Regions from separate parts of the Homo sapiens genome. Here region 2 is linked to region 1. Evidence: read pairs that join two places in POLR2A ChIA-PET (ENCODE). Cell type or tissue: HepG2. All regions are shown on one strand. Each heading gives the region's core, and the rest is flanking DNA. Links, peaks and the distances in the headings are about the cores only. Region 1 has its middle 44 kb from the start of SLC22A23. Region 2 overlaps LOC100507336 (a long non-coding RNA gene).

Region 1 (2,816 bases), core at 56-2,555:
TGCAGGGCATGTGTTAAAGCATCCAGTTGGCAGAGTCTGGAAACATGGCAAACATGCAAAGCCAAATCACCTCGGGAAACCTTAGCCATAGGAGCCTGGGAGTCTGGGAAGGGTGATTTTTCAGCCTTATGGTCTCTGCCATCTAGAAAGTCTAACCAGAAGAAAATTGGAACTGACAAGGAGCAAGCCAGTCCACCATCAAGCACACACAAATCACACAGTCCACACATATAGAAAACATAGAAACACAAACATAGAAAGAAATTAGAGGTCAAGAGTAAACATTCTAGTCATTCTGATACTTTCTTGCACTGCAATGGGTCCAGGTGCAGGCCTCTCTATGGAGATCACTGTTTAAGATCAGTAATTAAAAACCACATGGCAATGCCTCTGTTAGGACACCCTTATGCACAGCAGAGGGCTTCTCTAGATGTTAAGCCGTTTGGACCCAAACACAGCTTCATAAAGTGGGCCTGCCAGGTGTTATCCCCATTTCTACATGAGGAAACTAAGGCTCAGAGAGGGTACGTTCCTAACGAGCCTGCAGCTTGAGTTCTGGTGTCTTCTTGGCCGCACACTATAGGGTTGCATGAATATTCTAGAAGTCTCTGCAAAAAAACTGTGGTCTTATATCTGGGTTTTAATAATTGCGTATATCTTTGATTCTCTTTCAACTCAAGGCTGAATGCTAAGTAAATAGGAAGAAAACTCTTTTGGAACTTCAGGTAAAATATTATCTAACGCTGTAATTCCATAACACTTCATATATTTGAAAGGCTGTGTGAAGGCAGCCTCTCCTAACTTCTTGATTTGCCTTTCCAATACTAACGAGCACATCAATGGAGGGAGGCAATTTCTGACTTCTGCCATAAAGCAGCCATGGTATCAACTTTCATTACTTCAAGGATGTCCAACCTTTTGGCTTCCCTGGGTCACACTGGAACAAGGAGAATTATCTTGGGCCACACACAAAATACACTAACACTAATGATAGTTGATGAACTAAAAAAAAAAAAAAGTTGCGAAAACATCTCGTAGTGTTTTAAGAAAGTTTACGAGTTTGTGTTGGACTGCATTCAAAGCTGTTCTGGGCTGCATGTGGCCGGTGGGCCATGGGTCAGACAAGCTTGCATTACTTTTCTCAATTCAGAGCTGTGAAAACATGTAAAATACAGAGCCTTAAAATTTTTTAAGTCATGTAAGCAAATTCTAAAATAGAAAACAGTAGAACAGGTTTGGTTCTGTGCTGGGTAGCCTGTTTCTAAACAGATCATGTGTTTTGAAAAAAAAAAATACTCCATAGAGATTTAAAAAAAACAAGTTGAAAGACACCCTGAGGGAACTCGGTGACTCAGACTGCAGACAAATAAATTACACCTTTGGTTCAGACTAATTCTGTGTGCGCTTCTAAAAAAAATATGCAAACAGATGTAAAGAGTTACTTAGGGTTTAATGGGTTTAATGTATTAATCACCATGTTGCAAAACCAGGATACTAAGCTAGCAAATTTAATTGTGGAAAGAGAATCCAATTGCAGTTTTCATTTATCAGGGAAATATTTACCTCCATTTCCATTGGATTTTTATTACACTAATGAATAGTTCTACTTCATTGAGACTTCTGTGTCACTAGAGAAATCAAAATGCTTAGTTTACTTTTCTTTTTTTTCTTTTTTTGAGACGGAGTCTCACTCTGTCGCCCAGGCTGGAGTGCAGAGGTGCGATCTCGGCTCACTGCAAGCTCCGCCTCCCGGGTTCACGCCATTCTCCTGCCTCGGCCTCCCGCGTAGCTGGGACTACAGGCGCCCGCCACCACGCCCGGCTAATTTTTTGTATTTTTAGTAGAGACGGGGTTTCACCGTGTTAGCCAGGATGGTCTCCATCTCCTGACCTCGTGATCCGCCCACCTTGGCCTCCCAAAGTGCTGGGATTACAGACGTGAGCCAACGTGCCCGGCCTACTTTTCACCATGGAATTGGAAAAGAAACATTTGGGAATCAGCTGGAAAAATGACAACTAGCCCAATGGGGAAAACCCACAGGGACTCAGCAGGTTTGTTCATGCTTCCTGTTTATGTGAAGGAGTCCCAGATCACCTCCAAAAGAAATCTGTTTTTAAAAAGGAAGGGGATCCAGTGGGGTATTCTCTGCCAGCCTCCAAAGTTATGGAGATGTGGTCAATGCCGATACAATATAAGCTTAGAATCACAGGGGCAGGAGAACAAGATCATTCTTAGTCAATTAAAAACGTATTCTCTAGATTACTAATCTTTGCTGGATTCCATGGAAGAAAACAATACTTTTCTGTGGCCTCAGAGAGCTTAGGTTTTCATCTGAGTTTACCTAGAAGATTCACCATCCTTGTAAGGGAACAGAAAGAGAGAAAGTAAAAAACAAAAGGATCTCAAGTCTGAGGTTTGACATGTGGTACTCACAGAACATTCCTTTCAGCAGCTGGTGGCCTATTCTTTCTATTGATTAAGAATGTGAAGTTTAAAAAAACAAAATATATCATTCCATTGTCCCCTGGCTTGCTAGTTTCTGATAAGCAGCCCCTTGCCTGAGACTTTGTTCCTCTGTTTAATTTTTTTTTTTATCCCCCTCTCTGTCTCTTTTTAACGATACTCTTCTTGTCACTGGTTTTCAGAAACTGGATTACAAAGTGCCCTGGTGAGGTTCTGTTTGTGTTTACACTATGCGCTTAGGCTGCTTGTTCAGTGCCTTTGATCTGTGGGTTTATAAAACTTGAAACGTTTTCAGCCAAAAAAAAAAAAAAAAGAAGAAGAAGAAGAAGAGCTTCAGGGTCAGCAAGACTCCA
Region 2 (2,816 bases), core at 16-2,515, 200 kb after region 1:
TCACGCTTTGCTGTTTTCATGACTAGACATCAGTTTTTTCTTTGACTTGGCCATGAGCAGGGGATGATGGAAATATGAACTGAGCCTTTCAGGTGTTAATTTCTTTTAGAGAGCCTGAATTCCTCCCCTCGGAGCCTCTCCTCTTTCCCTTCTCTGGTCTAGTGATGCTCAGTAGGGACTAGGGCTTGTCTTCCTACCCCCCTGTCTACTAGGCACCAGCACTCTAACAAAAAAATATTTTAAGCCCTTCTCAGACTGCTAAACATGAGAGACAAATCTTACCACATTTTGTATTTTTGGCCCTTTTCCCTTAATTTAGCAATGAGTTCACACCCCCCTACTGCAGTTGAATGTTGAGTCATCCATTCCACTCATGCCCTTTTCCCAGACTTCATAAGACTCATGCTGCAGAGAGGCTTCCATGGAGCCAGGGCAGGCCTAGGTGATTCTACAAACCTTCCCAGCGGTGCCTTCCCAGCAGTTACTGAGATGATGTGAGAGACATGCTGGAAACATTTAAGGCCATAGAGCATGTAAGGCCTTCTACACTGTCCCAATATAACTTTCTAGTCTTTAATTTTCCCCACTGACAGAGCAGGAGCATCGCCATCTTAGACAAGCACCACCATTTTAAAGTTACCCTTGATCAAAAACCACCTAAATCCAAAATGCATCAGCCTAATGGCTAAGGTCAGCATGACCATAAACCACAAATGACACCTCTGACCAGAAACATTCCAACCCTAAGATTAAACCCCTCCCTGACCAGAGACATGCCAGCCCTGAGATAATCTCCCCCCTGCCGGAGAGACGTCAGCCCCAAGATAACCTCGCCTCCGACCAGAGACATTCCAACCCCACAATAAACTTCTCCACACAGAAATATTCCAAGCCTGTGATAAGCTCTTTCACCCTAAAACCAATAAATACTCCTACTCTGTAAGAGAGTGCTCCTGACCAAAATCAGCCAGATGCCCCTCTCAGGTTTATTCTCCAAAATAAACCTGTCTTTGACTGTTGAGCCGCTTTTCCTGTTTCTTTTCTCTTTCTTTAACTCTTACACCCATTATTCGAATATTCTAATCAGATCTATCAATCAAAGCAAATACTACTTGCCAAGAATTGAGCTACATGCTAAGGTTACAGTGGAGCAAAAACAACAAAGTCCCTTTCTTCTTGAAGCTTATAGTCTATTGGATAAATACATATTAAATATTTAACTGCAAAAACAATGTATTTCAGCCATGAAAAGTGCTGTAAGAACTGTAATATAATTTAAAAATATATATATATAGCCTTTGTCCTTAGTTGGTACAGAGCTTCAAAAACCCTTGGAGTTTTGTGAATGATACGAATGTCTTTGTGATGCTAATGAGGTGATGCCCAGTGGGCCCCTACATAGCCTCAGTATGGGGGCTGGCCACCAGTAAGACTAACCATGTGATTATAGGGTTGCACTTCCAGCTGCCCAACCTCCAGGGAATGGAGGCCTCAAGATTGAATTCAACTATGTGGCCAATTATTCAATCTATCATGCTTACATCATGAAACACCAATAAAAACTCTAGACACCAAAGCTCATTGGAACTTTCTGGTTGGTGAAGATGGTATTGAATAAATGGACTTGCTGCCTGACACACATGGGAAGCCAATACTGTGGCACTAGCTTTTGAGAAAAGAAAGGCTTTATTGCAAGACCAGCCAGCAAGGAGACAGGAGATGCAGTTCATATCTATCTGACTGATTTGGGATCTGGGGCAAGTTCTAAGGGTTGGGAGGGCAAGAGAAAGGATTTAGGAATGTTGACTTGGCAGAGTCTGATGGGAGAACTTCAAACAAACCATTTACAGTAAGGATTTTAGTCCCAGATCTTCTGGGCCAACAGATCCCTTTTGAAAGAGCTCCAGCATTCAGGTTCCAGTCATTTCCCAGTCTTTTGGTTCCCCAGAGACGAATCCTTGTACCAGGTGTTGTTAAAGGTCAAACCTTTTTCTATTGCGCATGCCTGGCCTATGTGACTTGAAGTTTTCACTCTGTTATGCCTACAAGGTGACTTGGCGTCCTGTTATCAACAGAATAGGCCTACTTTGGGCTGGTGCTATGGTCACAAACACAGTAATGTGCTGGGAGGAAGAAGCACCTGGATTCCATGGAGAGGGCTTGGGTGCTCTGTCCTCCCCACCCCATCCTATGCATCTTTATTTGGCTGTTCCTCATCAGTATCCTTTGTAACAAAACTGTAATTATAAGCACAGAGCTTTCCTGATTTCTGTGAGTCACTCTAGTGAACTGTTGACACTGAGTTGGGGACTGTGGGAACCCCTGAATTTGTAGCCAAGTCAGGTAGAAGTGCAAGTGGCCTGGGACCCCCAAAGTGTACCTGTCATCTGAAATGGGTACAGTCTTATTGGGGCTGTGCCCTTTAATTTGGGGGCTCTGCACTAACTTTAAGATAGTATCAGAATTGAACTAATTGTGGAACACCCAGCTGGTGTCAGAGCATTAGTGCCAGAATGTAAGGGCATATAACAAGGGGGCTGTCCAGATGGAGGGATCAGGGAAGGCTTGAGGAGTGGCATTTAGGCTGAGACCCACTGATGAGCTTGAGAGGCTGGGGAATACATCTCTCTTCCATCCCCTTCACGCCTCTTCATTCCTGGTCTTGCACTTGGAATTCCCCTTGCCTCAGTCTACCTAACTTCTACCCATCCCTCCAGATCCAGCTTAAACCCACATCCCTCAGCCTTCCCAGCTGAGGTTGAGCCCCAGGGTTCCCATCCTCACTTCCGCTACCACGCCTTTTTTGTCTGTTTCAC

Evidence for each region. Peaks named below come from ENCODE experiments on the same cell type or tissue, not always from the same donor. Only the 100,000 strongest peaks of a DNase experiment are listed, where the experiment ranks them.
Region 2: POLR2A ChIA-PET joins it to region 1 with 5 read pairs; 3 of 35 experiments call an interaction of 5 or more read pairs at or near these places.

The regions. Positions count from the first base shown.
Region 1 is chr6:3,499,475-3,502,290 of GRCh38, forward strand. No RefSeq gene overlaps it. Among named protein-coding and RNA genes, the nearest start is that of SLC22A23, 44 kb to the left of the region's middle. In HepG2, for the core only: no CTCF peak of the experiment used is centred there; a DNase peak (open chromatin) is centred at 1,367.
Region 2 is chr6:3,697,435-3,700,250 of GRCh38, forward strand. The region is part of intron 1 of LOC100507336 (a long non-coding RNA gene); the gene reads right to left. Among named protein-coding and RNA genes, the nearest start is that of PXDC1, 53 kb to the right of the region's middle. In HepG2, for the core only: no CTCF peak of the experiment used is centred there; no DNase peak of the experiment used is centred there.